Linked DNA regions of Homo sapiens: all the other regions are linked to region 1. The links are chromatin contacts, found by Hi-C or POLR2A ChIA-PET in ENCODE. All regions are on one chromosome and are shown on one strand. Each heading gives the region's core, a stretch centred on a gene start or an enhancer-like site at or near the end of the contact. The rest is flanking DNA. Distances are from core to core; before and after follow the strand shown.

Region 1 (2,619 bases), core at 51-2,550:
GTGTGTGTGTGTGTGTGTGTGTGTGTGCTCTTTCAACAACTGAGCCCAGTTGAGAAGAATGCTAAAGAAAATTCCCTAGGAATCGGAGGACCAATAAGAGGTGGCAAGCATGTGCAAGAGAACACCATCCTTGGTCTCGAAGGTATGGCCCTCCATCAGTCCCCAGAGTCCGTCATTCCCAGCTCTACCCCAGCCTCACCCTGAGGAACAGGGAGCTGGACAGCTCGTGTCTGCAGAGGCATGTGTAAAGTGATGCTACTGATGTGTTATTATAAGGCCTCTCCCCACAGCCAAATGGGCTGGACCTTTTGACACACTCCCTCTCTCCCTGTGCACACTGATGCCCTGATGAGGCAGGTGCCTGCCAGTTCCTGGTTGAGGTTGTTTCCTCTGGGCACCACATCCACTTGGAGGTTAAACACTGCCTCCAGAGGGCAAATGGAAACAGTCAATGTTTTTGACTCACCCCGCCCCCTAGGGACTATAAACTGCTGAAACCTTGTTCGTGAATACTCTGTGCCCACAAATATGCCAGCCAAAGAATGCACCTAGAATGAGGGCACAGCACAAACAGGCTGCTCGGCTTACAGGAACCAGCAAGTTCTTCTCGGGTTTAATCTGTCCAGAAGAGGGGGGAAATGTCTCTAGAATAGGATCACTATAGAGACATTCCTCAGAGATGAATACAAACATGAGCATGGGGAAGGGCTCAATAAACACTGGCTAACTGTATCACACTGAAGCAGGACGTCTCCCCACTGGCAATGGTTGGGAATGGTTTCCCAGTTCTCAGGTGTGCCTAAGCTACTTAGATATTAGGGCAAAGAAAGATTTTCTTTCCCTATAAAATAGATAGAGGTGGCGATAGTCAAAAACTGATGAGATACTGACAATACGAATATTGAAACCAGGTGCAGTGGTGCATGCCTGTAGTCTCAGCTACTCAAGAAGTTGAGGTGGGAGGATTGCTTGAGCCTACAAGTTCAAGACCAGCCTGGGCAACATAATGAGACCCTCTCTCCATGACTCTAAAAAGTTGTGTGTGTGTGTGTGTGTGTGTGTGTGTGTGTGTGTGTGTGTGTGTGTGTGTTAAAGAGAGAGAGAGAGAGAGACAGAAAGAGAGGGAGAGAGAAAGAGAGGGCGAGGGACAGACAAACAGAAAGAAACAAAGAAAGAAACAGATGGTAACAGAGCCCAGCCAACTACATGAAGCAGGTATTCCATCTAGTGAATAAGCACATAGTTACCCTCCATGTCATGCTAAAGAATGGCATTGTTCCAAAGAAGCTGGAGACGACCTCGATTGCTTAAACCACAGTCAAAATGCACTTAACTGGTACTTCTCTACCTTAGGCTACAGCCATTTACTGGATTCTGAACATTAGGAGCAAAAAGACAGGTAATTGACTAAATCCGGCTTCCAGTAACTTACTCCATGTCAGATTCTGCCAGGCCTTCAAGGAATACTTGACAGCAGAGATGCCCGATTGTGCATTTATTTATTGTTTTGTTTTTTGTTACTCTTTGGTCCCTAGATCATTGTGAAAGTAAGCAATAAATGTGCTTTGTGTGAATTTTAAGGATGGATTTTAAGTGGCAGCAAATGTTGCTATTCCTTTCCCTTAGAAAAAAATGTTTTTTATCAAACAAGACTCTATAAGCTTTTACTTGTTCCCCAATCTCCACCCCAAGGACAGGAGTCAGGAAAATGCTATGCTTATTTTTTTAAAAGCGGGGGAAAGGATTTTAGAAACTATTGATTAAACTTCAATCATCCCTTGGGTTATGAATATTTAGACAAAGAAATGTTAACTAAGAGCCATTATACATTCACCTAGATATTATGCTAATTTTCTTTTCTTTTCCTACAGGATTAGCAGACTAAGAGACCTATATGTGTTGAATTATCTCATGGGCTATCCTTGCAGTAAAAATATGAGGAAATGAAAATTCATGTAGTCAAATATTAGCAGGTGGTTGAAAAGCTATCCTGAGAAAAGGTCGCTTAATGGATTCTTTCAACTAAAGGGATACTTGTAACAGACTATAGTCCTTAGAAATGACCTATATATGTAATCCCAGCTACTCGGGAGGCTGAGGCAGGAGAATGGCTTGAACCCGGGAGGCAGAGGTTGAGGTGAGCAGAGATTGCACCACTGCATTCCAGCCTGGGTGACAGAGCAAGACTCCGTCTCAAAAAAAAAAAAAAATGCTCTATACAATGACTTTATTGCCAACTTTGAATAAAAAATTTATTTATTAAACTTAAAACCCAAAAGCTGAGACTGCTTTAGTATTACTAACGACAAAGTCAGGATTCAACATTATTCTAATAAGGCTTGAGAACAAAATTATAAAATTTAAGAGCAACAAATGTTTTTCACTGAGATTCCAAATTACTGGTTTTGTCAAGATTATAAGAAAATTTTAAAAGATCTGGGTATTTTAATTTGCCAAAAATAAGTTTGTATGAGAAGTTTGACTAGGTTCTTAGAAAAACAATGGCGACAACCAAAAATCCTGGGCTGGACTAACAGCAGTATAATGTAGTATGATGACTCGTGGGAAGATCAAATCAACTGGAATGAACTGTTGAAGTTTGTGACACTCTCCTGCTTA
Region 2 (2,619 bases), core at 84-2,583, 500 kb before region 1:
AAGCATCAAACTGTGTGCCTGAAGAGTCAAACCAAGTGGGAGGTAGGAGAATCGCTTGAACCTGGGAGGCGGAAGTTGCAGTGAGCCAAGGTTGTGCCATTGCACTCCAGCCTGGGCAACAAGAGCGCAACTCCGTCTCGGGGAAAAAAGAAATGTCAAATCAGCTGGGGTGAGACCACCGTCCTCTGATGAATGAGGACACTGACCTATAGGGATTGTCCTTACTTCAAACATGTGCAGGCTTGGAGTACCCCTGGCACCTAAATGGATTAAAAATACATTTGTCTCTCAAAAATGTATGGGCATATGTCAAATTAGCAGCATTCTTACTGCCAAGCAAATTTGCTAGGTCTATTTTTGAGTTGTAACACTTTGGCAATTAAAGTTATTCAGAACTCTTTTAAACTCTGGGAAACCTTGAAACTGTAAATGAAATGTTGTACGCATTGTTGTTTTTTAAGTTTCAACTATCAAAACTCAACAAACTTTAATGAATTTCTGAAAGCATCGCTATGAAGGTGAGAATGGGGAGACACCATTACCACTGGATCCATTTTGTACAAGTGGGTCTATTCCCAGCTGTGTATGATCGTTATGTAATTGGCATCCGTTGAGTGTGTGCAGTCCAGATGGGCCTGTGGAAAATAGTGTGCAAGCACCTGTCACTAGTCATCATAGGCAGGCTCTGTTAAGCTCAGATCTGAAGGCATTGGTCTGTCTCACCAGGTCTACGCTCTGCTATTCAAAGAAGCTTATAGCAGCTTCAGTGATTATATCAACTTCCCGTTTAATGTAGGAAGAGAGTAGATCCACCTAGTCTTATCACTTCCAAGGGTAAATATTACGTTGTTGGTGACAATAAAATTGGCAAAATGAATGTCCTCTTAGATGGCAGATGTTATCAAGATAGCTAGCTGCCCAGGGCTGGGCGTGGTGACTCACACCTGTAATCCCAGCACTTTGGGAGACTGAGGCGGGTGGATCACTTGAGGCCAGGAGCTCTAGACCAGTCTGGCCAACATGGCGAAACCCCATCTCTATAAAACATACAAAAATTAGCACAGCGTGGTGGTGCACACCTGTAATACCAGCTACCTGGGAGGCTGAGGCAGGAGAATCACTTGAACCCGGGAGGCGGAGGTTGCAGTGAGGTGAGATTGTGCCACTGCACTCCAGCCTGGGGGACATAGTAAGACTCCATCTAAAAAAAAAAAAAAAAAGCTGCTCAGTCACTCCCGTAAAAGCTGCCAGCCAGGATTCCTGCTCCCCTTCTCTTCTGTGCCAACAGCTTCATCGGGAAGTTGGCCACAGGGCCCTCTTCACAGCCTGTCTTATCCTAAGAGTGCAGCTTGGCCCAGGGCTCATTGTCTGCCAGATTTACTTTGCCCTCAACTTCCTACAGTCAAAAAAGAACTGCTCGGGCCAAACTGCTTCCTGGCAAATAAAGAAGCAAAGTCCACACGAGGAGTCTTTCTGGACCTTGTGACGTTTTTGTGTTTTGTGTTTTTGTGGTAATGTGGCATTGGAATGTTTAGCAATATGCCATTGTGCAACCTTCCAAACCCCACTGGGCATATGATCAGCAAAACACCAAAATTATTTTAATGCATAATCCTTGGTTCACTCTGTTGATTATTTAACTTTACCTGGGGTTGTTTGTTAACTTGGAAGAGGGTAATTACATGCATTCTACATTCCAGGGAACTGAACACTGTACCTTACCCAATACACAACAGGTGCATAATATAAGTTACATTAAATTCCCGTTGGGTTTTAAGTCAGCACATACTACATTAATGAATGTGAGTTGATTATACAATCCCCCCATGGGGTGGGCACCCTGAGAATGTTTCTTGTGATGTTAGAGTTTGGATATAAACAAAATCTTACTGATGTATTGTCCTTGAATGAACAGCCTCCATTTAAGCATGCGGGAGGGAGTTTGAAGGTGATCAGCAGAGATTCATATTGATGAAAGAAAGGAAATCATTTGAATTTAACATGGCAATTCCGGAAAAGTATTCCCATGTATGTGGGGCTGTCCTGGTCCTAGCATACCCTGGAACAAGTAGCTTCAGGGTGCATCCAGAGAAACCATAGAGCAGCTATAGCATCGAGCACATAAACCTTGAATATCATCTACCTGTACACTGCAAGAGGCAGCAGCTCAGGGAGCAGAGACCTCTGAGGCCCCCCGTGGTCATTCCTGTGATCGACACAAAGATGTGCCACAAGGTCAAGGAAGGACTTGTAGCCCAGCCCTGGGAAGTGTGGTCAGCAGACAGCCTCTAGCTGTCCGCAACTTCAAGGTCAGCCTCAGCTGTAGAGAGCTGCTCCCTCGCTGGAGGTCACAATTTCCCAGGGCAGCTGTGCCTGGTGGCTGAGCAGGGCCAGGATACAAGGCCAGCTATCATGGTGCAGCCCTAGCTCCATGGCTCTCCCGAGTGGCCTGGGTTTTCTGAGGCCAGCATCATCTAGGTTCAGCTCCTTCCTCTGCCCAGTACCCCTCCTTCTTTTTACGGAGGTTAATTCCTAATACACATTTGAAGCCCAGACTCTTATCTCAGCCACTGCTTCCAGAGAAGCCAGCCTGGGCAGTTGCACTCCCTGCCAGCAGCA
Region 3 (2,619 bases), core at 38-2,537, 490 kb after region 1:
TGCCTCCTTGAAACACTGTCTTCCACTGGCTCCACAACCCTCCACTCTTCTGCTTTCCTGCCACCTCTCCAGTTATTCCTTCTCAGGAACCTCATCCTCAGCCTGTTCCTTAAATGCGGTAAACTCTTCTCAACCCCCTCATACTCTCTCTAGCTGAGCTCATTTGCCCCTAATCTTCAATTATCTACCTGCTATCAACTCACACACATATCCCTTAGCCAGATTACTCCCCTGAGCTGTAGACCGCTAACTTAATATGACTTAAATGGAACTCATCATATTCTTCCCCAAATCTACTTCTTCATGTTCTCTACATCAGTAAATGGTAATGCTTGCCCCAGCAAAAAATCCTTACCTCCCCTCCTCCCTCATACCCAAGCCATCACCAAGTCTCTTTACTGCTACCTCTTTACTCTCTCTCAAATAGGCCTCCTTCACTCCATTGCCACGGTTACCTTGCTCATGCCGGCCATGTTGCCTTTTGCCAGGATTATTAAAACTGTCTTCAAACTAGTCTCTCCTTCCCTCCAGTCCTTTCCTCTTCCCCTCTACTGTAAGCTCACTGTGGGTATGAGTTTCTGATTTATTACTGTATTCCAATATTTGGCATGACACTGATTGGCAAAATAGCATATGATAGGCAATAAATATTTGTTGATAAAGGAATGAAAAAGTGGGCTCCAGCAAAATGGGAGAGAGGCCTGATTACAGATAAGAGGTGGTAAGAAAGTAAGTGTTATAGATTATAACCTCCTGATTTTAGAAGCCCACAATAAAAAATATTTCACACAAAACCATGCTCTCAAAAAGGTAACCTTACCAAGCTAAACATGAGAACATGAAGTACAGTTACGAACTGAAAGATACAAACTTTAAGAGCCAACTTTAATAATATGGCAATAAAATCTATTTTATATTTAAAAAACAGAAAAGTAACAGGATGAAGAAAGTGTTTATTCTTTAAACACACTTCTAATTACCCAGCAGGTTTTAAAACCAGACTTCCTAGAGAAGTAAAATGTTACTTATTCTCCCAGATCATCTATTAACTTCCAGCCCCAAGTGATCCCTAGGTATCTCATCTTCAAGTGCTACCATGAAAAAAGGCAGAAGGCTAAGAAGAGGCACATATTAAGGAACAGTCACAGTTGCAGAAGGCAAGAAGCATCAACAGTGTAAAGCTACATCATCAAGCTGTGAAAAATGCTCAATATTTAAGGTGAGATAAGACTATCTGAATCTAAATTTAACATCCAGGGAACCTTGAATTAGTCATTTGGCTGGAAAACCCACGTTTGCAGCCAAGAAGCTGCCTTACTTGGTCACGAAGCAAAGACACACACAAGATAGAAGAATTAGTTCTGTTCTATTACTTGTCTGCTGAGACTTTAATATCAGGGTTATGCTTTTCCCCACTGACAAAAGCAATAACCATAGAATGTTTATTTCCCTACGATTATGCTCTAAAAGGTAAGAAAGTAGTGAACTCAGAGCGTAGACTTTATATAAAAACTTTATAATTTTATAAAAAGAAACGTATAATTAGATAAAAATGGTCTTTGTTTTACCTGCCCATATCTCTCATACACATTTCCTTAATAAGCCTGGCTGAGCTACTATTTTTCATTTCAAATAGGACATGGAGCCCATTTAATCTTCAAGGTTATCTAATACCTACTTCTAAGGGATAGAAATACGTTTTACCACTTATTAATAAGTCTTCATGTAAAAAGGGGTTACTATTTAAAGAGTGCTGACTAATTCTCCATCTGCTCTATGAAAAGAGCAAGAAAAAATTAGTAGTAATATAGAATGAAACACAGTAAAAATAACAAGAATACTGAAGTGGGGCCTGGTGCTAGTCACTTCCTTCCTGTGTTACTCCCTCCTTGTCAAGTCAGGTTTCTGAGTTCTGGAGAGATGACCTCAAACGTCTAATCCTGATGTATGCCAAATTTGTGGCTAAAATTAGAAAATAAACCCAGGCCCTATTTCTTTGAATTAAAGTATCAGTATCATTCTTTTGAAATCCTTTCCCCCATTCCAAAAATAACATTTCATCATAGTGGAATATTAGAAAAATGATCCATAAATCCACTTCCCAGGGATAACAAAAGTTAAGATTTTAGGTGCATATTCTTAGTGCTTTGTTGTTCTTAGTACAAGTGCTTTGTTGTTCTTAGTACTATATTGTTCCTAGTACAAGAATGCCCCTAGAGGAATTGTTTAGATAATAAAATTTGATTCTCAAGTGACCTAATTAAAATCCAGGCACTCTGTGGCTGCTTTTCACGCTTCTCAACATGTCCAGCTATCTCTGAGGCCTGCCACTGACCACAGTGTGAGGTATGGGCAGGAAAATGGATATTTAGTACAGATATCGTCCTTCTGAGGACAAACAAAATCAGGCCCATGACATGGGTTGGAAACATCATGTTTATATAAGCCAGAAAGCAAACTTACATGGTGGAAAAAGACTACTTCTAATCTTAATTGCACCACGAACAAGCTTTGTGAACTGTCAAATTATTTCAGCTTTCACATTTCTCTGGGTAAATCTGGGATTAATAATAATGCCCCTGCCTGTGAGGAGGCAAGTGGTGAGGCTCACTCAGGTGA
Region 4 (2,619 bases), core at 89-2,588, 460 kb before region 1:
CATTAGAATTAGAACGTGGAGTGCTTGTTAAAAATACAAGTTTCTAGAACCCATACACAAGGATTTTGACTTGGTAGGTCTAAAGCGAGACCCAATAATCTGCACTCGATAACGAGTACTTCAGATGATTCCAATGTGATCTCCCAGTCACGGACTGGGAAAAAAGCATTCCAAACTATTTTGTAGATCTCGAGAAAGACTTCAGAATGTTCGTGTCTCACAGGAAATAGCAAAAACAATATAGCATTCCAAAATCCTACCTAGCTTTGTACCGTGTACTTTGCTATTGCTGTTGGATTCAATTACAACGGAAATATTTGATGTGGTAAAATACTGAGCAGTGATGCTAACCTTTTATAGTAGACACTGGGAAGCAGAAAGGAAGTGTAAACACGTTTCCCTTAAAAACTAGTCTTGCTGGGTGGATAAAGTGTGCATACCTATTTTACAAATAAAGAATAGTGCCGCACTAGCTTATGTACGTAATATGTGCTTAACAAACATTTGTTCATTGAGTAAGTAAGAGTCAAGTCGAATGGCTCAGATTGTAAGTGCTATGAGAATTCCACTGTAAGAAGAGGGAAGTATGCCTTCTTTTCACCATTAAAGATCTGATTGCTGATATTGGCATTTTTGCCAGTAGAAGAGCCTGGACGTTGGCAGTTTTCAAAGCCCCCAGGTGATTTGACTGCGCAGCTAAGTTTGAGAACCACGGAGGTAAAGGAAGGGAGTACCTTAAAGAGCTAGGATTAGGGATAATATCAATAGATCACCTTTAAGGCTGCACCTCAGCCTAATTAAATCAGAATCGCTGGGGGTGGGACTTGGCTATCAGTCATCTTTAAAGCTCTCCAAGTGATTCCAATGTACAGACGTGGTTGAGAGCCATTGCTTTACTTGAATTCTCAGTGGTTCTTAATCCTGGCAGCATAATAGAGTCACCAAAGATACATATATATATATCAGTTCAGGAAGCAGAGTTGTTTCAGATGCTAGAACACCTCCAACGAGCAGTCACAGCTCTGTAGTTCTAGTGCCGCCGCTGCCAGCAAGTTTGTTGTGACCCTGGCGGCCGAGTTACTTTCAGCGCTCTGGGCGGTCTCGCAAGAAACACTGACGCTTTGGGACTTCATTTCCCAGCAAGACCCGCGGCCGCCTATCGCGCGAGTCATGCCGGGCACCTCGTCCCCCTGTCCTCTCTGGCGGAGCTGCCTGGCGGAAGCGGGAACGTCGCATCCTGAGGTAAAGGTGCACGGCATCCTGGGACATGTAGTCTGGCCGGGGCTCGGACGCCCCCTCGGATGAATGGGACCGAAGCTGACTGCGAACTACAGCTTCTTGGCAGCGTCGGTGTTGGCCGCGGGAGAAGGGGAGACCGCGGCGGCCCCCAGTGAGAGCGGCTTTCCAGGACGGTGCGATGTGCTGCGCAGCGAAGAGGCAGGAGGCCGGCTTCCTGGGGTAGCGGTACAGGCGGGCGCTTACTCTGTGCGCTTGCTTCCCCAACCCTGCACCGGCCATGCGCCCGGCCTTGGCGGTGGGCCTGGTGTTCGCAGGCTGCTGCAGTAACGTGATCTTCCTAGAGCTCCTGGCCCGGTGAGTGACCCGCTCGGGCCGCACCCGGTCTCCCGGGGCGGGGCGGAGGAAGCCAGAGGAGAGGTCCCCCCGGGACGCGCCCACGCCCTGTCCCCACCCCGCCGCCCACGGAGCCCGGGGCAGGACGGCCTGAGCCCCCCAGCAATCCGTCCTGTCTGGGCAGCCTGGGACCCCGCTGAGTCCGCTGCTTCCCAAAACTGCGCACCGGCGGCAGTCCCGCCTAACAGTTTCAAAGCATTCCTGCGAGGGGAAGACTCAGGGTGTTGCTGTCGTCACCCCTTTTCCACACTCGGGGGGTATTGAAGTCTGAAGAGTTTTTCACATGACCAGTCCAAGGTCGGCAGAGAGCTAGTGTCAGAACCAAGGTTCCTTCACCAAACCACTCTCTCTTCCTTCCCATCCAACTCTAGCTCTTTTTTCGATCCTGTTAAATGGCACAGGCTGGACTTGAGCAAAGGTTTTTGACTTGTAAAGCAGTCTGACTTTGTACATACTGCAAAGAAAGTTTTATTTTTATTACGGCATCCTGCAAAGCATTTGCTTTATTGGCCTTGGAAATGGTTATGAGTACTTTGCCCAAACATACATAAATGATGCGGTAGAACAGATTTTTATGTAGAAGATCAGTCCACGTGACCCGAGAGTGCTCTTTGAGGTGGCTTGCAAAAAGACAAAAAAAAAAGCAAGTAGAAGATTGGTCCAAGTGACCTGAGAGGGCTCTTTGAGGTCACTTTGAATGTGCAAAGTTCAGTGGATAGAAGCTATAACAGAAGAGACAACAGGTGGTGTGGAAAAGCCTCCAGGACTAAAAAGCTGGGTTGTGAATTTCACTCTTGGCTCCGTCGTCCACTGGCTGTGTAGCCCTTCAAGTCACTTAGCCTCTCTTGGGCTCCTTTTCCTGGCAGTAAAACAATACCTATAGTGTTCTCTAGCTCGTGTTTCTGAATCTATACATTACAAGTTGAGTATCCTTCATTTGAAATGCTTGGGAACGGGTGTTATTTGGTGTTTTTTGTTTTTTGTTTT
Region 5 (2,619 bases), core at 50-2,549, 420 kb after region 1:
TCACAGGCATTCTTCTTCATTGTCCAGCATTAGTCTGAAGTTTAGAGCAAATAGTAAGTGATCACCAGATAATCGAAAATGGGAAAAGACCATGAGCTAGAAAATGAATGCCACCAAACTTTTCCATTTCTTCTGAACAGAAAATTGTACCACAGGGAGCTTACAGTCCATTTTTTTCTCTCATAAATAATAGCAAAAGGTAAAATACTTAAACATCTGGTGGATAATCATAAGCCATAATCAGAATAAAAATCTAAAAACTCTAGTAACACAAATATAGTAAATTTGAGAAACTATAAGAGAAAAAAAGTAGAACACAAATATTAATTTGGGCAAATATTTTCAGTACTTTCTTTAAAATGAAATCCTCTAACATGTTTGGATAACACGCAAAATTTAAAAAGAAATCAAAAAATTTTAAAATGAGCCTTTACTATGACCATAATATATCTTAATGAATCATGGAAGTTTCTCCCATCCTCACACACTCCCACACAAACCCATCCATAGTCACTCAGATGTATTTTTTTTTTATCAGTTCATCCTCAATTTATAGACAGGGCAAACAGGTAAATTTATATAAAATTATATGCCTCCAGGAAATTGACACTAAGCTCATGGGAAAAGATCATAAGTTACTCTAAAGTAATTATCCACACAAGCAAAACAGAAGAAATGCATTTCCTACAAGCTAAAATAAAGGGGGAGGGTATGAAGATTTCATTTTTGGAGTTTTTTTGCATAGAACACAGTGCATTCCATATAGTGCACATTAATAACCATACACTGATTAAATCAAATTGAAAGCCACTGGCTCGTACACACGAAGGGTATGTGATGATACTTAAAGAGGCTGATTATTTCATAGGTCTGTCTTATTTCTTTGATCAGGTCCCCAAAACTGAAGTCTATGGTTCTAGGCTTTAGTAAAGAAGTATTATGCCAGTAGAGTATCCCATAAGATATGGATAATATTAGGGTTTTTTTTTTTTTTAACACCACACTGCCTTCACTCAGGAAAAGAGAGACAAAAAAGAGAAAAAGAGAAAGGTTCTAATTACTGGAAAGGAAGTTAGTTTCATCATTTATTAGTTTTGATGCCAAATGAAGAGGAAAGGAGAAAGCTATCTCAAAAAGAATATCATTTATATGAGTAATGATAGCTCTGGCCTAAAGAGGACAGTCAAATTCTAGATCTTCTCAGTCAGAGGGCAGAGCTCAGGGCACATAGGAGGGCAAGTACAGACATAGCAGCTGAAGAAGTCAGAAGGCAGTACAAGGAAGGCCCACGCCACTCTGGGTTTGATACAGTTCATATCGTTAGTTTGCATGGATGCCAAGAAAAACATCTTTCAAAAACAAGCCGGCTGATGCAAGATCACCAATTTCTTGAAATGAATAGCAAGAGCAAATTCTATCTCCTTTAAAAAAACAAAAAAAAAAAAACACTGAGATAATTCAAATTCTTTCCCCCTGCCCTTCCTTATGTGGCTCTAAGGAATAAAGGACAAGTAAGAACAAATTAAGAGGAAAAAAGAAACTAACCAAATATTTAATCACAAAAAATAAAAGAAAAAACCCACTTGCTTCAGTATCAAAAGAAACATATTCATTCACTTATCCATTCAGCACAATCTAGGTGGCAAAATAAACGGCAAAAACTTTACCCTCAACCTAGATACTTCTAGAAATTAACAGATCACTAGATAACGGAGCATTTTTCCCAGAAATGGATCTTCATGGAATAGCTAAAACTTAAGTAACACAAATACAGATGGATGGGACTAGGATAGAGAATTCTACAATAAAGGTGTTTTAGGTATCATTTGACTGCCATTGTTAACAGAAGAATACCTAATTTACCTGGCAGCCTGGACCACTAAGAATAGCAGAAACTAAGGAAGAGAGAATTAAGAAAAAAGGGACATTTCCAGGGGCAAAATGTCCTTATGTTATACAATCCATAGCTGAGAATTCATGTGCATGATGCCACAGAGTGCTTTCTGGTCGCTTATTCTACACACAATTCTAACCACCTTGGTTCTCTGCCTTTGCAGCTTATACCACAATAGTTGAGCAACTTAGCAAGAGGAGCTTGTCTGAAACAGACACGATCAATAGCTAGACATGATAACCTACCCCCAAAAAGCAAGGAAAAAAAAGACAGAGGGTATGAAGAGTGAACAAGTATGATTTTTTTTTTAATGGAAGTCTGGGACTGGTTCAGCACGATGGAACGTTGTCCGTGCCTTCACATGTGACAAGATGACCTCTGACGTATCACAATACATTCAATAAAGGGTAGTGTGCAAAAGTGCAACCAAAGCATCGATTAACCAGGTTCAAAATGACAGTCCTTCAGTCACCAGAAAAAGTCTGAATGTGCTCAGTATATTGTGACAAAAGGACCAAATCTGAGAAATGTATTTTATAAAATTTCCATTAAAGATGTTAAAATACAATCTTTAATGCTAAAAGGGGAGAGACTATTTTCTGGAAAATTAAGCCACACTGAAAATCAGATTCCTAGATGGTGCTAAATAAATTAGGCATCACCAGTCTTCTTTTTAAAGAGAATATCACACAATAGTTAGGAGTTTACTTACAATAAAGCAATCG

What was found. Hi-C counts contacts between places; a loop is a spot of excess contacts on that map. ChIA-PET counts read pairs that join two places held with the same protein, here RNA polymerase II (POLR2A). Pooled maps may share reads with other maps.
Region 2: a loop to region 1 is called in a pooled map, with 6 times the contacts of the local background. The contact joins two enhancer-like sites. A Hi-C loop is called at or near these places in 1 of 168 maps with a recorded cell type or tissue (mammary epithelial cell) and 5 of 50 pooled maps. POLR2A ChIA-PET finds 5 or more read pairs at or near these places in 1 of 52 experiments (AG04450).
Region 3: a loop to region 1 is called in a map of endothelial cell of umbilical vein, with 4 times the contacts of the local background. The contact joins two enhancer-like sites. A Hi-C loop is called at or near these places in 3 of 168 maps with a recorded cell type or tissue (IMR-90, MCF 10A and endothelial cell of umbilical vein) and 5 of 50 pooled maps. POLR2A ChIA-PET finds 5 or more read pairs at or near these places in 1 of 52 experiments (A673).
Region 4: a pooled map shows a loop between it and region 1 (2.8-fold over the local background). The contact joins the promoter of SLC35B4 here to the enhancer-like site in region 1. A Hi-C loop is called at or near these places in 3 of 168 maps with a recorded cell type or tissue (HCT116, K562 and OCI-LY7), 11 of 37 single-sample maps with no recorded cell type and 12 of 50 pooled maps. POLR2A ChIA-PET finds 5 or more read pairs at or near these places in 2 of 52 experiments (BJ and activated CD4-positive, alpha-beta T cell).
Region 5: a map of mammary epithelial cell shows a loop between it and region 1 (23-fold over the local background). The contact joins two enhancer-like sites. A Hi-C loop is called at or near these places in 3 of 168 maps with a recorded cell type or tissue (IMR-90, MCF 10A and mammary epithelial cell), 1 of 37 single-sample maps with no recorded cell type and 5 of 50 pooled maps. POLR2A ChIA-PET finds 5 or more read pairs at or near these places in 3 of 52 experiments (BJ, CD4-positive, alpha-beta T cell and MCF 10A).

The regions. Positions count from the first base shown.
Region 1 is chr7:133,851,817-133,854,435 of GRCh38, reverse strand. The region is part of intron 11 of EXOC4 (exocyst complex component 4); the gene reads right to left. Among named protein-coding and RNA genes, the nearest start is that of LRGUK, 270 kb to the left of the region's middle. Within about 2 kb of position 1,300, at least 3 of the 41 ENCODE cell types and tissues checked have a DNase peak (open chromatin) inside an H3K27ac peak, as active enhancers do; they include mammary epithelial cell, where a contact is called at or near this core.
Region 2 is chr7:134,354,950-134,357,568 of GRCh38, reverse strand. No RefSeq gene overlaps it. Among named protein-coding and RNA genes, the nearest start is that of SLC35B4, 39 kb to the right of the region's middle. Within about 2 kb of position 1,333, at least 5 of the 41 ENCODE cell types and tissues checked have a DNase peak (open chromatin) inside an H3K27ac peak, as active enhancers do.
Region 3 is chr7:133,364,764-133,367,382 of GRCh38, reverse strand. The region is part of intron 6 of EXOC4 (exocyst complex component 4); the gene reads right to left. Among named protein-coding and RNA genes, the nearest start is that of MIR6133, 75 kb to the right of the region's middle. Within about 2 kb of position 1,287, at least 4 of the 41 ENCODE cell types and tissues checked have a DNase peak (open chromatin) inside an H3K27ac peak, as active enhancers do.
Region 4 is chr7:134,315,649-134,318,267 of GRCh38, reverse strand. It overlaps SLC35B4 (solute carrier family 35 member B4), which reads left to right and starts at 1,338. Exons shown (of 10, transcript NM_032826.5): 1 at 1,338-1,593. The coding sequence starts at 1,517. RefSeq lists an enhancer at 818-1,547 and a silencer at 1,628-1,797.
Region 5 is chr7:133,434,876-133,437,494 of GRCh38, reverse strand. All of the region lies in intron 7 of EXOC4 (exocyst complex component 4), which reads right to left. Among named protein-coding and RNA genes, the nearest start is that of MIR6133, 150 kb to the right of the region's middle. Within about 2 kb of position 1,299, at least 4 of the 41 ENCODE cell types and tissues checked have a DNase peak (open chromatin) inside an H3K27ac peak, as active enhancers do; they include mammary epithelial cell, where a contact is called at or near this core.